Linked DNA regions of Homo sapiens: regions 1 and 2 are each linked to region 3. Evidence: read pairs that join two places in POLR2A ChIA-PET (ENCODE). Cell type or tissue: PC-9. All regions are shown on one strand. Links, peaks and the distances in the headings refer to the core of each region. The heading gives the core; the rest is flanking DNA. Region 1 overlaps RRBP1 (ribosome binding protein 1). Region 2 has its middle 36 kb from the start of SNORD17. Region 3 overlaps DSTN (destrin, actin depolymerizing factor).

Region 1 (7,721 bases), core at 1,754-6,753, 62 kb before region 3:
CATTCTCACCCTACAGGCAGGGTAGGGAGGGGCACATTCTGAGAAGTGGATATCACAAGTTGTCCCTCATGTGGATCCCATGACTTGAGTAGTGGGAAACTCCAAGCTGATTTGAAGATTCTTTATTTGAGAGTGGACCTGCACACCTAGTGTTCCTGGGTCAGTCCAGGGGCGAGCAGATCATTGAAGGACTGCACCTTTATCCTAGGCTCACCAAATCCCCAGTTGTAATTATCAAACGAAAGAGAATAGTCCATAGTTAGGAACAACTAAATGCAAAGGATGAAATAGCACTGAATGAGGACCAGCAGGAAGAGATCTCAGAAAACATAAGATAATGGACTTGTTGACATAGATTTTAAAGGCCTTACTCAAACTAAATAGGCAAGATTGAAAATACCTATGAGGAAGAGGAAACTATACAATGACCTAGCAAATTTGAAAAAGGAACCAGGAACAACTTGTAGACATGAAAAGTTCATGTCTTTATAATAAAAATCTAACAGATGGATTTACTAGCAGATTACATAAAACTGAAGAGAGTGAATGACCTGGAAAGTAGAGAAGAAGAAATATAATTTAGAGAACCACATAGATGAATAATTTGTAAGACCAATTAAGATTCAGGAAGAGTAGATGCAGAAGTGTGTCTAATTGGGGTTCCAGGAGAGGAGCGAGGACAGAGCCAGTACTTGAAAAGCTAATGACTGAGAATTTTGCGGAATGCGTAAGACACCCAACCAAAACCCAAGCCGGGTAAATAAAAATAAATCCACATATAGACATTTAGTGATACAGCAACTCAAGGGAAAAATTCAACAGTGAGAGTGAAAAGATTGTTTTAAGACAAAAACCCAAGATAGCTACTGACAGATCTTTGCTAAAGGAACTTCTCAAGGATATTCTTGGAAGGAAGGTGATGGCAAGTGGAAAAAGACATAACAAGCAATGATGAGTAAAGAAAGTGGTAAATATTTGGACAGTTCTAAATACATGTAAAAGAATAATGTTGGAGAGGCTGGAACAAGGATAAGATTAAATACATGAAAACAGTAACATCTAAGTTGGAAGGGATAATAGAATTAATTTGGGGGGGTAAAGATTTGTTTAACTTTGAATTTTGTGAGTGCTGTGTGTTACTGTTTTTTTTTTTTTAAAGGTAATTGCTAAAAAGTAGAAACAATGAAAAAAAAAAAAGAATCCTACACTACTCATTTTGATGCCAGCCAACCTTGTTACAAAACTTGACAAGAATGGTAGGAGGAAAGAAAACCATCAGTCAGATCTCATACCTGAAAAGATAAACAAAGTCCAGCAGTATGTATGACTAAATCGTTTTATCCTAGGAATTCAAACTTGGTTTAACGTTTAAAAATAAGTTTATATTCACCTTCCACACCTACGGGTTATAGGAGTAGAATAGTATGATTATCTTAATAGATACAGATAAAGTATTTGATAAAATTCAACATCTATTTATGTAAACTAGGAATAAGAAAGCAACCTCTTTATCCTGATAAAGGATGTCTGCAAAAAGGCTTTAGTAAATCTCACACTAAAGAGAGACACCTAAATCTTTCCCTTTGATATGAGAAAAACAGAATACTTGCTGTCATTCCTTCTCTTTAGCACTGTGTTGAAGGTCCTGCCCTGTGCAAAAATTCAAGAAGAATTAAGCAGACGATAGGAAATTGGGAAGAAAGAAACAAAACTGTGATTCATATGCTTATATATGTAGAATTTTTTTCTTTTTAATCGACAGATGTGTTACTAGAATTAGGCAAGTTGCTGTGGGGGAAAAATCACCCTGCTGGAATCAGTTACGTTTCCGTATACCAGCAACAAGCAGAAAACGAAACTTCAGAGCTACCATTTGTAAGAGTGTGAAAACTATGAAAAACTAAGAAGTAACTCTGAAAACGTGTAAGACTCCATGGTGTGTATTATTTCCCATCTGGAAACTTGGGTTGTTCTGTTTAGATTTGATCCTTATAATGGTATACATTAGCACATACGATGCTGATATGATATTGAGTAGACGATTGATTCATCACTTACCATATTTGATGTGGTGAGGTTTGATTTGATACAGTATAGATGACACTGACCCCTGCTTTTGGGAGACAAATGTTTACGGCAGTAAGAACTCCCTTGTGGGCTAGCACATCTTAACTGTTCATGTCCATTTTGAGACATCAGTTCTTGATTCCTACCGCATAGGCATGCTGTCTTCCTCAATAAGGTGAAGCCCGTAGGCTTCTTGGAAGTTCGCAGAAGATTTAGGTCTGTTTAAGTACCTACTTTCCAAAGACTGTTATTTGGAAAGACACCAGAAATTGTCAATTCTTTATTTTTTACCCCCCTCAGGCATAGAAATTGAATCTGAAATGGCTGATGAATAAGCAAAGGCTTATAATAGAGTACATTTCTATTTTTAGTGTTTCAACTCTTCTTTAAAATGAGTAACATTGTTTCTTTAAAATAGGGAGTCCATTATATGTATCCTCTTAGAAATGAAATAAATTTTTTCGGACTCTTTGTTACTGCATTTTCTCTTAGTTTCTTTGGGTTAAAAAAAAAATCAGAGATTGCACTTAAAATTTTAGGTCAACTGATCTGAAACCCACTTCTCCAACACTTAGAAATGTTACATAGTTAGTAAGCAGTCTTTAAAATGCATAGTAGTGCATTCACAAGGTAGGGAAAGAGATGACCAGAGTTCATAAGCCAAGGTTGCAGCGAGTGACTGGGACCTGCAGTGAGCTGACCCTGGGACAGGGGTAGGGGTGCGGTATTATCGGTCAAAGTCATCTGAGTCTTTGGCTTTAATGTCCAGGGGGAATGGGATTTTGTCTGAGACTGGGAATGGGAACTGAGCCTTCTCTCACATCCACCTGTAAGACTTGAACCCTTGAAGGGCTGTACCCTCCATGGGAGGACAGACTAGAAAGAACACCTGCCCAGTAGTCGCAAGGGGAGATGACAGGTAAGAATTTATCTGTTTTGTCCTGGGCAAGGGAGACACAGTCTCCTGATAATTTGTAAGAGGAGACCATGCCTCTTGTAAAAGTTAGTCCCTGGCTGGTCTTCCCTGAGGCCCTAGTTGAAGCAAAGATAAAACAGCTCATTAGAGGCAGGCCCACAACTCAGCCCATTAAGGTTTACCAGTGATAAAGCCCCACAAAGATATAATATCAAATCACTGTTAGAGGTAGAAAAGAAGACAATGAAAAATAGAAAAGCCAGTCAGACTTAAAAAACAAATCGAATAACGAAGGACTGATTATAGAGCTGGTGAGATTCAGCTGAAGACTGGAGTGTAGGTCTAACGAGTTATCCAAATGGTAGCACAAAGAGATTGAGGTCTAATTAGGAGCTCTACCAGGAAGGAATAGGGAGCAGGCCATTTTCGAAGAACTGTGTGGCCAAGGATTTTCCAGAATTGAAGAATAACATAACTCCTCACACTCAGCACAGTGAGTCTGAATAAGTTAAATATACACTTACAAACATTTTGCTGAATCCTTAGAACCCCAGAAATGGATCTTAAAAGTAATGAGAGATTAAAAAGATATTATAAAGGAATAACAAATAGACTGACAGTGTGTTTCTAAACATCTCATCAAGAAAATGCCGGAAGACAAGTGAAATAACATCTTCAACATGGTGAGAGAAAACTGTCAGCATGGAATTCTGTCCTCAGTTAATCCATGAAGGTGAAGTAAATTTTCTCAGGGCTTTAAGGACTGAGAAAGTTTATGAAGAAGAGATCCTTGCTGAAAGAACTACTCAAGGATGTACTTTGGCAAGACCCTAAAAAAAGGAATGAGATGCAAGTAGCAGTGATGAGCAGATGGCCAGCATTTGGGTAAACAAGCAAGTGTCAGCTATCCGGAACCAAACAACACTGACTAGTCCAGATGTGTGTGTGATGGGGGCTCATGTCATGGGGAAGGGCAGCAGACCTAAGACCTTGTAGGTGGTTTGACCACTGGGGAGGCAGCTGGAGACATTCATGAAATTCAGTCACGTATGGATGTTAGGAAGATGTGTTAGCATCACAGCTTGTAGGATGAAGCCGTAGCAGTACTTAGGGGGAAATTTATTGCCTTAAATATTTGCTGCAAGAAAAGAGAAAGGACTGAAAGTTGATAAATGGCCGTGTCAGAAAGTTAGAAAAGACAGAATAAACCAGTGGAAGATGGAGGAAGGAATAATGAATATTAATTTTATAGATTGGATCAGAAAGCCAGCAGCTGGTCCTAGAATCATCATTGAAATTGATGTTGTTAAATTGTATCGAAATTGTTAAAAATCAGCACTCTAGCCAGCCTTCCCCCTTTAAGAAAAGATCTCAGAACACTAATCCTGATGGTTTTATGGGCAAGTTCTTCCAGATCTACAAAGAACAGAAAACCCTACCTGTACACAAACTATGCCAAAGAATAGGGGAAAAGGAATGATTTTTAGCTTATTCTATGAGACTCAAGAGACCCTAATACCAAGATCAGAAAACAGTCTGAGAATCACCTCTGATTTTTCTCATTTTAAAATACACATAGAAATCTCACATAAAAATGTTAACAAACCAAATCTAGTGATGTGTTAGAAAAGAATCTCCATCAAGAAACATTTATACCATAGAAACTTTCTGTGAACTGGCATTATTAGACTGTGCATTACTGTAATTCCACATACTTCAGATTAAAGGAGAAAATGTCAACTGCAATTGGTAAAATCTAATACTCAATTATATTAAAAAGATAACTAGGAATATAAGACATGCTACTTAACCTGAGGAAAGATTTCTGCCAGAAACCTGCAGTTGGTACGACACTGGTAGTAAAACATTAGAAGTAGTAACTTGCGAATGCTACAAGGCAGCTTATTGCACAGACTCTGCTCAGCACTGCATCAGAGTTCTCAGCCAGCTCTGTTAAGCCAAGAAAAAGAAATGAGATCATATGGTTTGGAAAGCAAGAAACAATACTGTCTTTTTTTCCACAGCTTACTTTTTATTAAAAAAAATCAGAAAGAATCTACAAACTCCTAGATTTGACAAGAACATAGATGATAGCTGGGTAAATTATACATATGCAGAAATGAATTACTTTGCTGGTTGTCTGTAGCTGAGGAGTAGAAGAAGTAGTTTACAAAAGGTATTCTAACCATCAACAAAACAACGTGTAAGACTTTTATGGAGAAAATCATTAAAATCTTATAGAAGTATGGAAGAAAACTTTTTTTTTTTTTTTAAGAGACAGGGTCTTGCTATGATGCTCAGGCTGGTGTTCAACTCCAAGACTCAAGTGAACTCCTGCCTCAGCCCCCCAAGTAGCTTGGACTACAGACACGAACCACTGTGCCTGGCTTCGAAGAAAACATTTAAATCAGTGTAGTGCTCTAGCATACCATATTCATTGACAGATAGCTTCTATAGTTAGAAATATCAATCCTTCCTACGTTCATGTATAAACTCAGTGTGATTCAAATGCAAATTCCAGTAGAAATTTTGTAGGGGATGCTTAAGCTGAAAATGTGGCATTGATGCAGGGCATAAATATAACAGTGGAACAAAGTGTAGAATCTAGAAACAGATCCACTGAATGGCACAGAAATGGCCATCTGAGTCTGTGGGGGAAGGAAAAGACCAGTCAGGAAATGGTGCTGGGTAATTAAACTGATGGGGAAAGTTTTATCACTGTTTCCTGTCACATACCAAAGTAAATTCCTGGTAATTGAAAACCTGACTTTGAAATGCATTACCAAAGTCTTTTGAAGAAAATAACTTATAAACAGTAAAATGACTTCTGTCACAATGGTTATCTCCAGGAAGCGACCCTGGGTGGCTGGCTTCAGGGGTATAAAGGAGATTTTTCACTCATATGGTAGACATGTCACACTACAATTTTGTGTGACAGCATAAATTTTTAAAACCTAAAAGCATAGGAGTATGGCTAATAATTTGTGGTTCAACTATGTAATATAGGAGTGAAAATAAATAAACCCCAGCCTGGCCAATATGGTGAAACCCCGTCTCTACTAAAAACTACAAAAATTAGCTGGGCGTGGTGACACACGCCTGTAATCCCAGCTACTCGGGAGCCTGAGGCACAAGAATGGCTTGAACCTGAGAGGCAGAGGTTGCAGTGAGCCAGGATCATGCCACTGAGCTCCAGCCTGGGCAACAGAGAGAGACTTTGTCTCAAAAAAACAAAAAGAATAAACCAAAGCTATGTGTATCTATATGAATATTCTCACAAAGTTTAGTCAAAAAATGTTACCAAATAGCACCCAGAACAATGTCACTTACACAGCAATTACCAACACACAAAGTAACGGCTGTATTTTGTTGGTAGAGATAGATACATGTAATAGAAGCAAAAGCAGGTGGAAGTGGTAAGTGGCCCATTCAGGGTGTTGTCCCCCTCTAGAAGGGAGATGACATATATATACATATACACATGTGTGTGTGTCCCCCCCCCACATATATATGTATACACAGGCACATACATATATATATAAATAAATATCTAAAGTGCATATGGCAAAATGTTAGGGTTTGGTAAACCTGGGTGGTAGGCTAATGGATGTTCATATTTTTCTTTTTAGTCTTTTGTATGAGTCATTTCATAATATTTTAAAAATTAGGAGCTGTTGATTCTGATGTAGCCATGTCTGCTAGGGTCTCTGTTTTATTGTCATTCTGTTTTAGTTCTGTACCTTCCTAGCAGGTCACCTTATGCCCAGGAAATGGATCTGGGGGTTGGTTTTCTTTGTCCACCCCTACCCCACAGCTTCTCCAAGCTTCCACACACGGTCCCCCGTGGAGCTGCTGCTTAGTAATGAGACAGAGTCCTGGGAGCTGTTGAGGGTCTTTTCACAAAACCTACCAAAATCCCAGCTGCCAAATTGGACCCAACTGGCTTGGCCGGGCCATGTGAATTAGCAGATATCTTCTGTGTCTAAAGAGTTTGGGGCTTCCTCTTACTTTTGTTCCCCGAATCTTAAGAACAGAAGAAGAGCCATTCTCTCAAGATCTTAGAGGTGGGCCAGTGAGTTCAGTCTGTCCAGCCTCTGCGCAGCCTCCTACATCCTTCCCTCTTGGGGCCTTCATCTTTTTGTCTTACAGTCTGAGTATGTTAGCAATATCGTAGTCCCCCTTTATCTATGGTTTCACTCTTTGTGGTTTCAGTTACCAGCAGAAAGCTGTGGTCTGACAATATTAAATGGAAAATTTCAGAAAGAAACTCTTCCTGAGTTTTAAGTTGCATGCCATTCTGAGTAGCGTCTTGCCTGGGATGTGAACGATCCCGTGTGCAGTGGATTCACGCCGTCTGTGTTACCTGCCTGTGCGTCACTTGGTGGCCCTCTCAGCTTTCAGATCCACTGTCTGGTATCACAGTGCGTGTGTTTGAGTCACCCTTACTTTACTTAATCATGGCCCCAAAGTGCAAGAGTGGTGATGCTAGCATATGGTTATAATTGTTCTATTTTATTATTGTTAATCTCGTACTGTGGCTAATTTCTAAATTAAATTTCATCATAGGTATGTAGGTATAGGAAAAAAATAGTGTATATAGGATTCAGTATTACTGCAGTTTCAGACCCACTGGGGGTGTTGGGAAGTTTCCCAGAGGATAAGGGAGGACCACTGCAGGGAGTAAAAGTACGTATTTGACAGAAGTTTCTGGAATTGACAGAATATAGATCCCTGTGGT
Region 2 (7,721 bases), core at 1,495-6,494, 320 kb before region 3:
CTATGGGTTTACCTTCATGATTTGTGCCTTTTCCAGTATTGACTGTCTTTTGTTTATCCATTAAGTTTCTTAAATTGATTTTTTAATTTCCCCAAAATTACATGTTAAGGTAGAAAATACAGAAAAGCAAATAAATCACTGCAATGGCAAGACCCAGAGGTGATGTGCCAAAGCAACCCTTCAGGCTTGTTTCCCACACGCACATGTGACTCCATACCCCAGCTACACACACACACACACACACACACACACACTCAAATACTTTCTCAGGTGGTGTCTTTATCTCATGTGAAAATAAAGAAAAAGTGGCCACAGGCTTGGTGCCATGTCTCACACCTGTAGTCACAGCATTTTGGGAGGCTGAGGCAGGAGGATAGCTTGAGGCCAGGAGTTCAAGCTCAGCCTGGGCAGCATGGAGAGACTCCATCTCAAAAAAAAAAAAAAAAAAAAGAACAGCGGCCACAGGGAGATTTCATCTCTAGGAGGGTCAGATAATTTGGAGATATTTATGTTTTTAAAATCACGCAGCCTGGGCAACATAGGGAGACCCTGTCTCTACCAAAAAATAAAAAAATTAGCTGGGCATGGTGGTGTGTGCCTGTGGTCCCAGCTACTTGGGAGGCTGAGGTGGGAGGATCATCTGAGCCCAGAAAATCAAGGCTGCAGTGAGCTAGTGATTGCACCATTGCACTCCAGCCTGGGTGACAGAGCAAGACCCTGCCTCAAATAAAATAAAATAACAAATAATCAGAACGGGCCTGTGGAATAGTGACTAAATGCCAGTAGCATTTTGGGGTCCAGGTTTAGATGAGTCTTCAACACCAGAGTGACTTTTTGGATGGCGGGTGATGAGGACTGGGCAGGTGGTGGCCCAGGCGTGGGGAGGTGTCCACGGCAGGTGTTCTTGGCTGGGCAGGCAGCCAGCAGGGCCGGGGTCTGGAATCCACGACATGAAGACTGCACATATGAGAAGGTGGGGGGGACCAGGGATACCCCGAGGGCAGGGGAGTGGGGTTTGGGGTGGTTGGTGGGGAACGTGACAGCAGCCAGCCAGCCTTTCAGGACCACCAAGGGAACAAAGGAAGAGGCAGAGCCAGGTGTGTGGGGTAGGAGAAACAGATTTAACTGGCTTCTGAGGAACCTTCTGGTCATCAGAGCAGCCATTGTGGGAGGTCAGGAGGGCAGGTGGGCTGGAGTGGATGGTGCTGGTTTCCGCCTGCCCAGCCTCCTGCCCTTGGTAGAATCCCGGTTTTCCTGTGGGGCACCTCCCCACTTCCAGTCTTGCCCTTTCTGGTAGGCTGCCCCCACCCCGCATGCAGCTGTGGCCAGAGCACTGGGGTCTAGCCTAGGGGAGCCTCATCTCCTTGCATCCAGCCACAGATACTGGCTCACACACTGGCACCTGACCCCTGGCAGTCCAAGGACAGGGAGCCCCGGGACTGTGGCCGGGCTGATAGTTGGGGATGCACTCCCATTCTGTTGGAGCTGCAGGGCAAGCTGGGGTTAGTGGGGACTGCAGGGGGCCATAGAAGGGAAGGCAGGACTGAGATGATGGGAGAGATTCCTGATGGCATGGCTCAAGCACCTGCATCCCGGCCGTATCCACTACACGCCAGGCACCATGCTGGTGGGGACATTCAAGGGTCGGTGGTTATTTGCATTCCAGTGTGCCCAGTGCCAGGGGAGCAGGAAGCCCAGGGGCCGCGGAGCCCAGGGGACAGGCAGGGGCATCTCCCTGGGCTGGAGGTGAGGGGTCAGAGAAGCCTTCTGGCGGGAAGTGATTTGAGCTCCCATAGCCCAGGGGGTCGTCTGGACCATTAGGCTGTTTCCAGCCAAGGGACAGAGCAGGTGTGGCCACTTCACTCTGCCCTGGACCCTCCTCCCTCGCTGCCCCTCACTCCCTGTGCTGCCAAAGAGTGCTGCTCCCTCTCTGAGACTTCGCTTCCTCTTCTGTTACTTGGCTCTAATGAGCCCTCTGCCTAAAATCACTAGGGAAGGTGGTGAAAATGCACATTCCTGAGCTTCGACCTGCAGTGTCCTGGAGGGGTAGGTGTGGGCTCAGGAATGTGCCTCTTACCCAGCGCCCAGGGGCCTCTATTGAGAGCCCTGCACCCACACTTTGAGAAGCTCACTGAAGAACGCCAGCAGGCCCTTTGGTTTGGGGGATCCACTGAACGCGCTGTTGAAGTGGGACAGGTGTTTGGCCAGGGCCTTCCAGCCGTGGCACCGTCAGAGGCTACGGGTGGCCCCTCTGGGACACACCTTTGGCAAACACCAGCAACTGATCCCGTGGATAGGCTCCTCATCCTGACAGCCTGAGTCCAAGCCCTCAAGGTGCCGAAGCACCTGCCGAGACGGGGGAAGGACCTCCGTAGAGGCAGCCTCGCCAAGGGCCCCTGGGGAGGGTGGCTCGGGGCTGAGGCTTCCTCGCAGTCATCCCAGGAGACCCTATCTAGGCCATGTTCCTTCTGGGGCCTCGGCCACCTGGCCTTCCTGCCGCTCCGCACCTTTGTCAATATTTATTTCTTCTCTGGACTCGAACAGCCTGGTATTTGTTTAAAGGGCAGGAGCAGACGTGGCTGTTCCTGCCTCCTTGCCTTGCGCCCTGCTTCCTGGCACCTCCCCAGGGTGCCTCTTGCCTGCAGGTGGGCTCACCAGGCAGGCCCACCTCTGTCCCTGGCCCTCCCACTGGGGCCAAAGGCCTCACAAGAGCTTTCTCACTTCACCATTGACTCCAATTTCCCTCGAGACACCTTGACCTGGGCCTCTGGCCCAACGCACATCATATGTGGCCTACAGGCCTAGAACTGAGATGCTCAGAGCATTAGCAATGTTCCGAAAATACTCCTGGCTTCTGATCCAATAGAACAAGCCACAAAGAGGTTGTGGCAAAAGGTCATGTGGTTTGAAACAGATTTGCACATCATTTTCGGAGAAATCAGAGCCTGTCCTGGGCTGAGGCTAGGGCGTGGACCTGGGAGACCTGCACTGGGAATGCGGAGCTGCTAATACTCCTGATAAATGTGTGACTGGCCCTCGGACAGGTCACTGGACATTTTTTCTGCCAAACAGATTCAGATGTGATTTGTCATTTTTGCCTCCTCCCAGCCTCGGGGGCATGCTTCGGACAGAGGAGGCTTCAGCCTTTACCTCCCCACTCCCACATGCCAAAATATTTTGAGATCTGTTGCCTCAGTTTTGAGTACTGCTCACATCAACACAATGTGGGGATTGTTCCTTTTCTAATAAAGATACTGCTGAAAAACTGGACATTTGATGCTTTTTTAAAAAACCTTTATATTTTGACCCACTTTTAGAAAACTAGTAGTAAAAGTAGCAGAAAATTTGCAAGCCTGGTACAGGCAACTTCTCTATGTCCCTCCAGCAGTTGACCCCAATCTTGCAAAACCATAGCACAATTTGCAAAGCCATAGCACAGTAATCAGAACCAGGAAATTAACCTCAGTACAGCAGCCTTAATCAAACCAAAGATCCCGTGTGAACTTCACTGGTTTTCCCATTAACGTCTTTTTCTTGCTCCAGAATCCCATCCAGGATCCCGCATTTGCATATAGTTGTTTTTTTCTCTCTAGTCTTCTAGACTCTATAATAGTTCCTTGGTCATTCCTTGTCTTTCAGGACCTAGATACCCATGAAGAGTATTGATCAGTTACTTTGCAGAAGTCTCTTAGTTCAGGCCTGTCTGAACTTGGGCTCAGGTTGTGCATCCCAGGCAAGGGCGCCAGAGGCCTGGGGCTGCATCCTGCTCACTGCACGTGTCACGGGGGCATGGCGTTGATGGCTTACGTCTGTGATGATGGCCCTGATCACCTGGTCAAGTGGTCTCTGATGGGCTTTTCCTTGGTAATGTTTTTTCTGTCCCCAAACCCCACCCTTGTCAACAAACCTCCTGGAAGAGATACTTAAGGCTTTGCAAACCCCTTTTTTCCTCAAACCTTCCACCTATTCTGTTGTCTATTAGCAGCTCTTGTCTGCAACAATCACCACTGTGGTGTTGACCTAATGCTGATTTCTCCTTTGCTCCTTCCTTCCGCATGGATTGACTGGATTTTCATTGCAAGGAAGAGCTGTCACTTCCCTATTGACTTATTTAATCAAATACTTATATCAGTGTGGACTTGTGGACATTTATTTAACTCTATGGGTTATTGTCCTAAACTATCATTATTTTTCTTATTGTTTAAATTCTTCCAACCTTGACCATTTGGAGCTCCTTCAGGGCTCCTGTGTTCTTTCAACAAACCACCATCTTCTTCTAGTTCCACACGATGTTCCAGGATTTGCTGCTGGTTTTGCTCAGTTAATTGTTACATATTCTCTTTGGGTTCTGCATAGATTGTGAGCTATGAGAACCACAGATCACATCTTCTGCTTGATATCAACTACGGGCTAGATTATGCTCAAAACTTATTTCTGAGTCGTTGGCAGAGCCAGTTCTTTGGAACTTGGAGATTGGCAGTTGTGATTGTTGTGTTGGGAGCAGTTAAAACCAGGCGGAGCCCAGTAGGCTCCAACTCTGCTGTCTTTTACGGCTTATGTTCATTCTACCTTAAAGTCTCCATGTGACCACCTAGAGTTCAAAAGCCCCAGAATACCCAACTCAGACTAACCTGTGGCTCCCTTTGCCTGGCACACAGAATAGTGCCACGGTTTCATGCTGATAACCTCGACCTTTGTCTGAGAGCTGTACCTGATCTTACCAACAACACTGTGAGAAAGTTGGAAAGTTTCTTAATTTGGGTTCCCCCAGAAGCTGACTCTGTTGCATGGATTCTTGTGCAAGTGTTTTATATGGACAGTGATCTCAAGGGGCTGTAGGGAAGTGAAAGAGGGAGAGGAGGGCGACTGATTTGGGGTGTATTGTCAAGCACCTCATTGCTGTGGGTAGCTGGAGCTCAGTCTCATGGGGGGTCCCTGGGAGACAGTGTAGAACTCATACCTAAGAATGATCCTGCCCCTCAGGAGTTGGGGTGTTAGGCTATTTGGGGGGGTTGCTCCTGGGAGTGTGAATTCTCTAACACTTCTAAGCACACAGGCAAAGTTGTACACAGGGATGATCAGGGTCTGCAGGATACAGGTGCAGCCCCAATGTCACCCACTGCAGGCAGAGCCCATTTTACAGATGAATAAACTGAGGTTCAGGGAAGCTAAGTAATGTCTAGAAATGGTGCAGAGACCTGGTACTTGAACCTATGAATGTGGGTAAGGATTGGGTTAGATGGTTCTAAGTCTCCACCCAACTCTGAGATCTTCTCTCTTTGCACCCACTTCTCATGGCATGTTCCTTCACTGCTACCTGCTTGCCTGCCACGAGGCAGACCGGCCATTACAACCCACCACCCATGGTTTCTGGAAATGGCCTCCCAGACTTGGCAGGGTGAGTATTTGCACAAAGGCACACCTGAGCAAAATGAGTGATGGTTTGGCCTGATGTCTTGGTAGTTGCAAGTTCATTGCTTGAGTCGGACAGGATAAACCCCGTGTTGTTTTAGGAGGTTTGAGTTACATCGACCCCACCGATAAGCAGTGTTAAAAGATTAGGTGAATTGACGGAAGGAACTCCTGGCTTCTTCTTTGCTTAGACTGTTGGGCTGACAGATAATCTACTTATCTCCTCCGACAGCGCCAGAAGATAGACATTCCCAGTGCTGAGATATATGTTGTGCTGCGTCACAGTTTCTCACTGTTTCTCCTTTCCCTCCCTGACCTCCCAGATCTAGTTCTTGGCCCTAATTCTGACTCCCCCCTTCCCCCATCATGTAGCCTCAGCCTGTCCTCTTAGTGAACTTTTGGACCCGGGCCATGGGTGTTAGTCTTTGGACTCTCGTGAATCTTTGGAGGGAATTCTAGGCTAGGAGACCTAGTCTCAGGCCCAGCCCTGCCAATAAATACATATGCATGTGGCCTGGGTGCAGCCTCAGCCTCAATGTCCCACAGGAGGAACTGGAATGTTTAAAGAGGAAATTATCCCTGCCTGGTTCACCTCCTAGGACTTCTGGGAAGTTCAAACCAGATGAGGCTGCAGGAGGATTATCACAACCCAGGACTTGGCTGACTTCCTGGACTTGAGGCTGGCTTCAAAGGACATATATATGGATAATACACATACAAAAAGAAGCTCCGTCTCGTTGGTATTCAGGAACATGTGAGTTACAACAAGATACCAATGGTGGTGGGGATCTAGCCTTTTGAGGGGCAAATTGCCACTCTCGATTACAATAAATGATGTCTAAATCCTGTGCCCCAGAGAGTCATTCTTTAGATTTATGGCAGAGAGATGCTGACATGAGAATGAGAGGGTAGGCATGCATTAAGCTGTCCACAAAAGCAGCTCTTCTCAAAAATCTGGGAATCTGGGGGCAAGGTCTATTGTTTTGTTTTGGTTTGTTATGTTTTTCTTGAGATGGAGTCTTGCTCTGTCACCCAGATTAGAGTGCAGTGGTGCGGCCTCGGCTCACTGCAACCTCTGCCTCCCAGGTTCAGGCAATTCTCGTGCCTCAGCCTCCCAAGTAGCTGGGACTACAGGTGTATGCCACCATGCCTGGCTAATTTTTGTATTTTTTGTAGAGACGGGGTTTCACCATGTTGGCCACGCTGGTCTTGAACTCCTAACCTCAAGTGATCACCCGCCTCGGCCTCCCAAAGTGCTGGGATTATAGGCTTGAGCCACTGTGCTCAGACTGTGGTCTAGTTTTTATTTCTGATCTGTCATAAACACGTACATTTTTACTTTTGTAGTAAAAATGAATTACTAGAGAAGTGAAAATTTAAAAAATAAAGACTTAGAAAATATAAGCCTCCAATTTTTATTGGAAGATTCGATATGACATTACCCCGCCAAATTGCTATAAAAGTTTCTCAACACCTATCCCAAATTTCTGTTCTTATCTTGTGGTAGACGGCTAATAAACTGCACCTATGGGCCGGCACGGGGCTTTGGACCACAGACTGCTGTGCAGCCCCATCACTTGCAAAAATCCTGGAAAAACGGAAACATCTATCCCAAGCAGAATGGCTATAAAATGTGTCATCCTTACTATAAACTCCATGTAATAGTAAAATGTAAAGATGGGAGATTTGCCAGTCCTGACATGGGAAGGTGGCTGACATACATTATTGAGTGAAAAAGAAAAAAAAAGCAAACTGCAATATGACATACCGTTTTCTCATGTGTTAAAGGAAAAAAAAATCCACACTAAAGCAGCACAATATATTTCTTATGGATACATAAACATCTAGGAAAATGTATACAAAAAGGACTGGAAATTTATGCCTCTGGTATTGGAAATGGCAAGTATAGGAGGAATCTTTTGTAATGGTTTAATTTTTGTGATATTATTCAAATATTATTGTGTAATTAAAAAATAACATCTTAGCAAGGTTGATGTAAGGCAGGCAAAAGCCTCTCCCCACCCCTCGAGTTGCACTAGGAACTAATTTTCTCAGCATCCGTCTACCTCCTCACAGAGGGACGCCATCACCCACTTGCTAAACAGGTAACATATGGACTCAGATGAACAAGCATATCAAGGGCAAAGTCACGTGAAAAGAGCCGCCCTGGCCAGGTTGCAGCCTGAGAGGTGGGGAAGGCATCGCCGATGCTTGGTTGCACGTGAGTCCCTTGTGAGGTGGCCAGAGGCAGAAGCAAAAATTTGGATTTCAGAATCTAACGTAGGGTAACATTCTAGCGCCCGACTTCT
Region 3 (7,721 bases), core at 1,171-6,170:
CTCTGTCATCCAGGCTGGAGTACAGTGGCACGATCTCAGCTCACCTCCTGGGCTCAAGTGATCCTCCCACCTCAGCATCCAAAGTAGCTGGGACTACTGACGTGCACCACCACACCCGGCTAATTTTGTTTATTTTTAGTAGATGAGATCCCACTATGTTGCCCACGCTGATTGTCAAACTCCTGGCCTCAAACTATCCTCTTGCCTCGGCCTCCCAAAATGCTGGGATTACAGGAGTGAGCCACCACACTCAGCCAACCTTAACTCTTAATTATTGGAAATACCCAAACCTCAATGCCTTACCCCATATGGAAGGCAAAATCCTGTATTCCCAATTCACACATGAAAATTACACGAGAGGTAAGTCAAAAATGCTTCCTTTATTACATAAAGCCAATACTGCTACTTCTAAGTTCAACTGTTTGTGCATCTCTATATCGTTCAAAGTGTTACGCCCGTGATATTAACAATGACCGCTTCCAAGTGTCAGTGAACAGTGGCTCCCTGTGAGTGTCATCATGGTACCTCTCCCCATTGCACACAAGTCAACAAACTGCTCTAGAAAGTTAAGTTCTCCCAGGCCCAGAGTAAACATATACTCAATATTCTTCCATACTTTATTATACCATAAGAAGCAAACTTCTGAAGGAGATACAATTAAAGATACCACAGGTGTCCTAGCTTGTCAATATTCTGTTTTATCATTTTCATTAACAAAGCAGATTACAATGTAGCCCTAATTTGCATTATAATTAGTTGTTACAAGACACTGCACATTCTCCTGAAGACACACAATGATTTCCAAGATGCCAGGTCACTCTTCCAATCAGTGAATGGCGAGCTCACTGGCAGGTGCAGGGCTACTTCCTGTATTCCAATGATGTGCCTGAAATAGCGCTTTGCAAGATGAGCGTGGATTATGTGGACACAATTTTGAGGCAATCTCCATTACACATTTGGTAGAAGACTGCCTAACTTAATCTTACTATTAGTGTATTAGTGTTGTTATATTATGAAGACATATTATATTCCATTATTCTGCTTAGCTCAAGGAAGAATAAAGAATTTGGACCAAAATTATAACCAGATTATGAGCAATTTCCTAAGCAAAAGAAACAAAGTAAATGCTGAGGTTAATAAAGATGTAATAATTCTCTTCACATGGCCTTTACTGTTTGTGAACTGTGTAATTTAAAATCCTGAGCTTAACAAAAATCTTTATAAATCAACTCATCAAAACAGGCATTTGGCCAATAAGAATTTAATTTCACATCAATAAAACTTTAGACTTTAGATTTATTTAGGGCTGTTTGCATATGTTTATAGAATAGTTTACTCTAAAAGATGACAAGACAGCTCCCCCTCAGTGAGACCCTGGCCTAAATATATTTGCTTTATTTATATAGCAAGAGGATAACATTAAACATGGAAGCTTTCAATTTGTGGCACTGAATAATCTACACAGGGCATCCTTCAAAGGCTACAATTAAGGATCCACCTAACTTTTCAGCAATACAAGCCCGATTGAGATCTTCTGGTCCATTTGCTTGACATTCATGTTTTATGCCTAGAGAGAAAAAACAACACTTCTATTTACAATTATGGCAGCAGTTTACCTCTTTCTCTAAGATAACCAAACTTTTAAAAGACCAGTTCTAATCTGGATAAACTGGGGTATATACAAACACGGAATACTACACAGTAACGAGAAAAAATAATTGTAACTACATGCATCAAGATAGATGGGCCTCACAAACAGCATTCACTGAAAGAATCCAGATTTAAAATGCATATATTCTATTATATATATAGGTATAGCATACAAAATCAGCCCACGCTAACTTACGCTGTTAGAAGCCAGGGTGCTGGCTACTTTGAGGAGGAAGGGGCAGGCAGAAGTGCTATGAATTGAAGGGAACAGCACCAGGGAGGCTTCTGGGGTGCTGGTCATTAGATTAAGAAATAACCATTATGTTCACTCTGAAAAATTCAACACATTCTACAATAATTTGTGACATACACTTTTCTAAAGATATGTTGTACTTTGCTAAAAAGCTAAAAGGCAGGTCTAGTAAGAAAATTTTCTTGGTTTTTAAAACATAAAAATACAAATGATTTTTGATTGCACAGTTGATTTTGTCAACTGTATTGAAAAGTAAACAGCTGGCTCTTCAATGGTATTACACTACACATTTATGAAATCGATCACAATGAAAACTATGTGAAATATGTTACTGATTGCTTTCTTAGAACAATTACACTACCACAATGCAAAAACGAGCTCAATTATGGATTACATACAGTAGCTTCTCTGTAAATGGCCACTGTCTTTTAAATAGCTGCATGGTTATTCCCATCATTTAAAGACCATTATTTCTCAAGCTGCTGAAAGCACAGCAGGTCAGCTTTTGAACTACTCAGGACTGATCTGAGAAAGACAGTGGATGCTTTCATTAGAAAAAAGGCAGCATGGTCACTATCTTTTTTTTTTTTTTGAGACAGAGTTTTGCTCTTATTGCCCTGGCTGGAGTGCAATGGTGCGATCTCAGCTCACTGCAACCTCTGCCTCTTGGGTTCAAGCATTCTTCCTGCTTCAGCCTCCCAAGTAGCTGGGATTACAGGCATGTGCCACCACGCCCGGCTAATTTTTTTTTTGTATTTTTAGTAGAGACAGGGTTTCACCATGTTGGTCAGGCTGGTCTCGAACTCCTGACCTCAGGTGATCCACCTGTCTTAGCCTCCCAAAGTGCTGGGATTACAGGCATGAGCCACCACACCCAGCCGGCCACTATCTTTTAGTATCACCAAATCAAGTGTGCAAAGCAATTCCCTTTACTGAAAGGCAATGCAGAATAAAGATAATAAGGAATCCACTGTGAACCTTTTGGTTGGGCTGGGAAAGTGTTGAAGCTAAAGGATTTAAAAGTGTCAGTTAGCAACCCAGTGACACACTTCTGGGGGTTGCCAAACATCAAACCAAATGCACGAAGAACCTGACCCAGCAATAAACTATGCAGCAGCAAGGCTCGGGAAAGGAAGCAAGAATTTTTTTTTCCGAACTAAGTAAAACAGGCTAGGGCAAACCTGTTCTACCATGAAAATATAAAAACCAGTGACAGTAAAACAAACAAAACAAAATCAACATCAGGCCAAGCCCTTGTGACCTTGGCTCACTCAGCTGTTTGGAAACAGCCATGGCAGGAAGGTGGCAGGGCAAACTCTTAAACTAAAACTCACACATGAGACCAAGTCTCCCCTTCTACAGCTGAGAGAATCAAGGCCCATGGAGGTTAAGCAGTTCTGGCCAAGGCCACACAGCAGTTAGACAGGCTTCGCCCTCAGTGCAGGCCTTTGGGCACTTGCCCCATGCACGTTCTTTCCATCATACCAACATTTTCTCCTGGCTGAAGTCTGGCCAGGCCATCTCATCAGGATCCCAATCACCCAGTGGCAAGTCAAATACAACTGACCAGCTCAGGAGTGGGTGCACTTTCCTTGGGACACAGATGAATTAATTACCTAAAATCATGCCATTCAACAGTAAAGCTGGAGAAAAGAGCATCCTTTCTCATTTAGGTACATTTCCTTTTTGCAACTTTATTATAACAACTACATTCAAAGGCAAGAGCAAATTTACTATTATGTCCAATGTTAAACAATCAGTCTCCACCTCCTACATGAGAAAACTGGTAGCACCTCAAACTAGTTTAAAACCAGCCTGAATAAACGATATATATAGACAATGTCAAGGGTATAGTTATTAAACACAGGCTGGGCAGACCCAGAGCAACCAGCACAAAGCAGAAGATACATGGAAAGTCAAATTCAGTCTTCTGCTTTTCTCAAAACAAGTAACACTTCTCCCTTGTGCCCGAAGCTCTGCAAAAAAATAAGGTGCTTCTCAGAAAAGGTGCTGCCCCATTCTGAGTGTTCACCATACCTCTACATATTCAGAGGTCATCTAGAACATACCTTGAAATTTCTTTTTAATTGCATCCTTGGAGCTTGCATAGATCATTTTACTTTTCAGAGGTGCTAGTTCTGGTGCCCTAGATAGAAAGATGCCAAAAATGAAAAAAGTGGTTTAGAGAAAGTATAACTTGCAACTTGTTAAACATTTGCTTGTGTAAACATTTGCTGAGAATCCTCAGACTCTCCTGAGATATTTTTTCTTAACTGCACATTTTTTCTACCTCCCCAGCAGCTCAGAGAGGAAATGCTACAGATAGGCATATGCAGAATCACTCAGGTTGACCAGGGTGGGAAAAAAGAAGAGAACCACTGGTGGCAAAAGACAATCACCAATTAAAAATCAGATTACAGTCGCCATAATGAAAGAACCAACACTGAGTACTTCACTGTATAACCCAATTCTTTTTCTTCAGAATATTTTTCATTATTATTAATAAGGGATTGGATTCAGGCTAATATTTACACAAGGTTTTTGACAGTTTTTCTAGTTGGAAAAAAGTTTTAAAATACATAAAAGTACAGAGAATAATCCGTAAGTACGTGTGACCCAGAATTAAATGCTAATATTTTGGCACCTTTGCTTCAGATTGTTTTCTAAAAAAGAATAAATCAAAAACTTAAAAAAAAGGACAAAAAAGAATAAATTACAAATAAAAGTCCTTTTCTTAGACTTCCCCAGTCCCTTCATCTATTCCAATAGCAGGTTTTGATCCCACAGGTACTTGTTTTCTTAGTCTAACATAACAATACATGTTTAATTACAGATCTGGGCATCCACGTTTCAATAATTCTCTGGAAAAAAATATTAAATCCACTTGTATAATCTCATGATTCTAAAGATTTCTAAATGGCAACTCACCAATAATTATGTCTTAACTGTCAATATTATTACTATCTTTTTATATTTATAACATTGGAGCACGTTCTCCCTCTTGAAGGGAAGCGTGTTAGAAGCACAGCATATGTGTCACAGCACCTTCAGCAGCAACACTGAAGAATAAGGATGATTAGTAACGGACAGAAACCCTCCCACTCAGACTGCTTGCACGGAGGTCCTTCTTTCCTCTGTACGCCAACCCATAGGCCCACCTCCATGCCACACTGCTAAAATATCACAGAGAAGATGCAGTACAGTAAGTCCACACTTAACATTGTCAATCAGTTCTTGGAGCCTGTGACTTAAAACAAAATGACATATACCAAAACCAGTATTTTTTTTTCTCAATGTTATAACAAAACTACATTGAAAGAAATGACGTTATTTGAGGACCTGGTGTATGTTGTTTTGCTTAAAGCTGTAGTTTCCAAGAGCCTACTGGAGGTCATTAAGATATTACGGTATAGCTAAATACTTCTGAGCATTTAATAATTCCATTTAGCTGCCATATTTCCAGGACATTCAACAGCCATGAGCACTGGCATGTGGACCTCACCTAGTGTACCCCTTACCCTAGTGAGCAGAGATTCCATTCTTGGGAAAAAGGGCAGTCTGTCTCTCAGAGGCTTATTCCTCCCAATCCTAAGGTCCAGGGAAGGAGGCAGAGCCATCACAACCTCAGGACTGGCAGATGTTTGAGCTACAGGGTGGGTACTTTTTATTTTTTATTTTTTTGAGGCGGAGTCTCGCTCTGTCACCCAGGCTGGAGTGCAGTGGCGTGATCTCAGCTCACTGCAACCTCTGCCTCCCAGATTCAAGCGATTCTCCTGCCTCAGCCTCCCGAGTAGCTGGAACTGCAGGCGTGTGCCACTATGCCCAGTTAATTTTAGTAGAGATGGGGTTGCACCATGTTGGTTGGCCAGGATGGTCTCGATCTCTTGACCTCGTGATCTGCCCACCTCCACCTCCCAAAGTGCTGAGATTACAGGCATGAGTCACTGCGCCCAGCAGAGTGGGTACTTTTGTTATGAAAATAGGTCAGAAACATAAAAAAGCATCAGCTGTTCTGCTTTTATTCTAACCAAATTGTTAAACTACTTTAAGAGCTGCTCCCTGGGCCATGGGCGGAGCTTGTTATAGAAAATGCCTTTAATAAGGTTCTACCTTTTCTTAAGTAACAGTGTAACAGTGCAAAATAAACCACTGCACTAACACTAAATTTCCTTTTCTTCTATTATTTTCCACATTTAAAAAAATAAGAATGCATACTTTTCATAATTACAAAATACATAAAAAGCAGAAAAAATACCTGCAAATTAAGGAAATACCGACCAATTTAAAAGCCTAAACCATTAGCTGGCCTGTCTGCCACTCAGCTGTGAATGCCAGAAGAGGAAGGACTTAACCTGTTTTATTCACAGCTGTTTTCCCAGGCCCTCGCACAATAGCTGGCGTGTAGTAGAAATAAAGTTCAGTAAATGCACCTTCATTCAAATCCTTGTTAATTTTCAGTCTTATGTACCAGCTTCAATGGACTCTAAGCTGCCTGAATACGTGCACCCTGACCTCATATTTGCATTCCTCACAGCAACTTGGTTTAATCAAGTGCAGTAAAAGCTTACTGAAATACAAGTGAGGTGTGACCTCGAGTTATCTTCCTTTTTAAACCACAATCCTCTGCATCTCCTACTCCCATATCCCTTTTACACTCCAAGCTATTGATGGCACATAGCTAAAAGCTAAGTCCCTCCCTGCCTTGCCCTGACTCAGGCCAAAGTATCAAGAGAATCCTTGCCCCTCTAAAAAAAAAAAAAAGAAAAAAATCAGGTAGTGTTACCATTTCTCCCTCCCCTTAGAAACTAAAGAATTCTACTCCTGGCCATATCAAGGAATGCAGTATAATATTCAATAAATGAGGGATCCAGGTGTAACTTTTTTCTAAAGCTTCATCTCAAATACCGACTTGCCTGAAAAGACCAGAATAACTAAACAACATTTCAAGAAAAAGGCCATAAAAATAACTTTATAGCCCTGTTTCACTATCTAAGAGTAACACTGCCCAACAGAGTTTTCTGCAATGATGGAAATGTTCTGTATCTGTGCTACTCAATAAGGTGGCCACTAGTCAGATGTGGCTACTGAGCATTTGAAATGTGGTAATTCATTCAGCTAACAAACTGAATTTTTAATTTTAAATAATTTAAATAGCCACATGTGGCTAGTGACTACACTACTAAACAGTGCAACTGTAGAGCAAATTATAGCAGGGAGGGAATGGTACCAATTTCTTCAAAAGTAGTAGACCACAGAGGCACAAGGAAGGGGTGTAATTTAAAAGAGTAGATAGAAGGCTGGTTCCTGGCATGGCTCGTTGGAAAAGTAGGGTTTTGGCTTATAAGTAAGAAAGTTAAAAGTAGTAGGAAATTTTAGCCTATAAAAGCAGTACATTCAGAGGATGCCTCCTGTCCTTTCCCCATTGAAAAAAAAAACAAAAACGGAGAGTCACATAACAAGTAGATAGAAAATAGTCAAAATTTAGTTTGGGTCCCATAAACATCAGCCCTGGTAACATTATGAAACCTGTAAATAAAAATTAAATGACAACAACTGCAAATAGTTTGAATAAAAATTACTTTGGTGCTGGAACTGGTCTTCCCGAGTGCTAACAAAATGAGTTTTACAGAGGCTCAATATTTCTAACATGCTTACCACAAAAAAAACATCAACTCTTCTTTTCTGGATTCTTTTGTTTCAAAGCTTGCATCATACAAAGCATAGCGACAATCTTTTTCAGGAAGCATTCCCACAAAATGCTTGAAAGGATCAGTTATGGTTACACCAACATCTCCAACCAAGATCTCTTTGCCTTCTT

Evidence for each region. ChIA-PET counts read pairs that join two places held together with the same protein. Peaks named below come from ENCODE experiments on the same cell type or tissue, not always from the same donor. Only the 100,000 strongest peaks of a DNase experiment are listed, where the experiment ranks them.
Region 1: POLR2A ChIA-PET joins it to region 3 with 5 read pairs; 4 of 35 experiments call an interaction of 5 or more read pairs at or near these places.
Region 2: POLR2A ChIA-PET joins it to region 3 with 6 read pairs; 3 of 35 experiments call an interaction of 5 or more read pairs at or near these places.

What each region holds. Positions count from the first base shown.
Region 1 is chr20:17,663,876-17,671,596 of GRCh38, reverse strand. The region is part of intron 2 of RRBP1 (ribosome binding protein 1); the gene reads left to right. Among named protein-coding and RNA genes, the nearest start is that of RRBP1, 15 kb to the left of the region's middle. In PC-9, for the core only: no CTCF peak of the experiment used is centred there; no DNase peak of the experiment used is centred there.
Region 2 is chr20:17,923,557-17,931,277 of GRCh38, reverse strand. No RefSeq gene overlaps it. Among named protein-coding and RNA genes, the nearest start is that of SNORD17, 36 kb to the left of the region's middle. RefSeq lists an enhancer at 1,495-2,021. In PC-9, for the core only: no CTCF peak of the experiment used is centred there; no DNase peak of the experiment used is centred there.
Region 3 is chr20:17,600,883-17,608,603 of GRCh38, reverse strand. It overlaps DSTN (destrin, actin depolymerizing factor), which reads right to left. Exons shown (of 4, transcript NM_006870.4): 2 at 7,559-7,721; 3 at 3,973-4,049; 4 at 1-1,567. The coding sequence ends at 1,458. Among named protein-coding and RNA genes, the nearest start is that of DSTN, 35 kb to the right of the region's middle. RefSeq lists an enhancer at 5,605-6,106. In PC-9, for the core only: no CTCF peak of the experiment used is centred there; a DNase peak (open chromatin) is centred at 3,083; H3K27ac peaks cover 2,955 bases.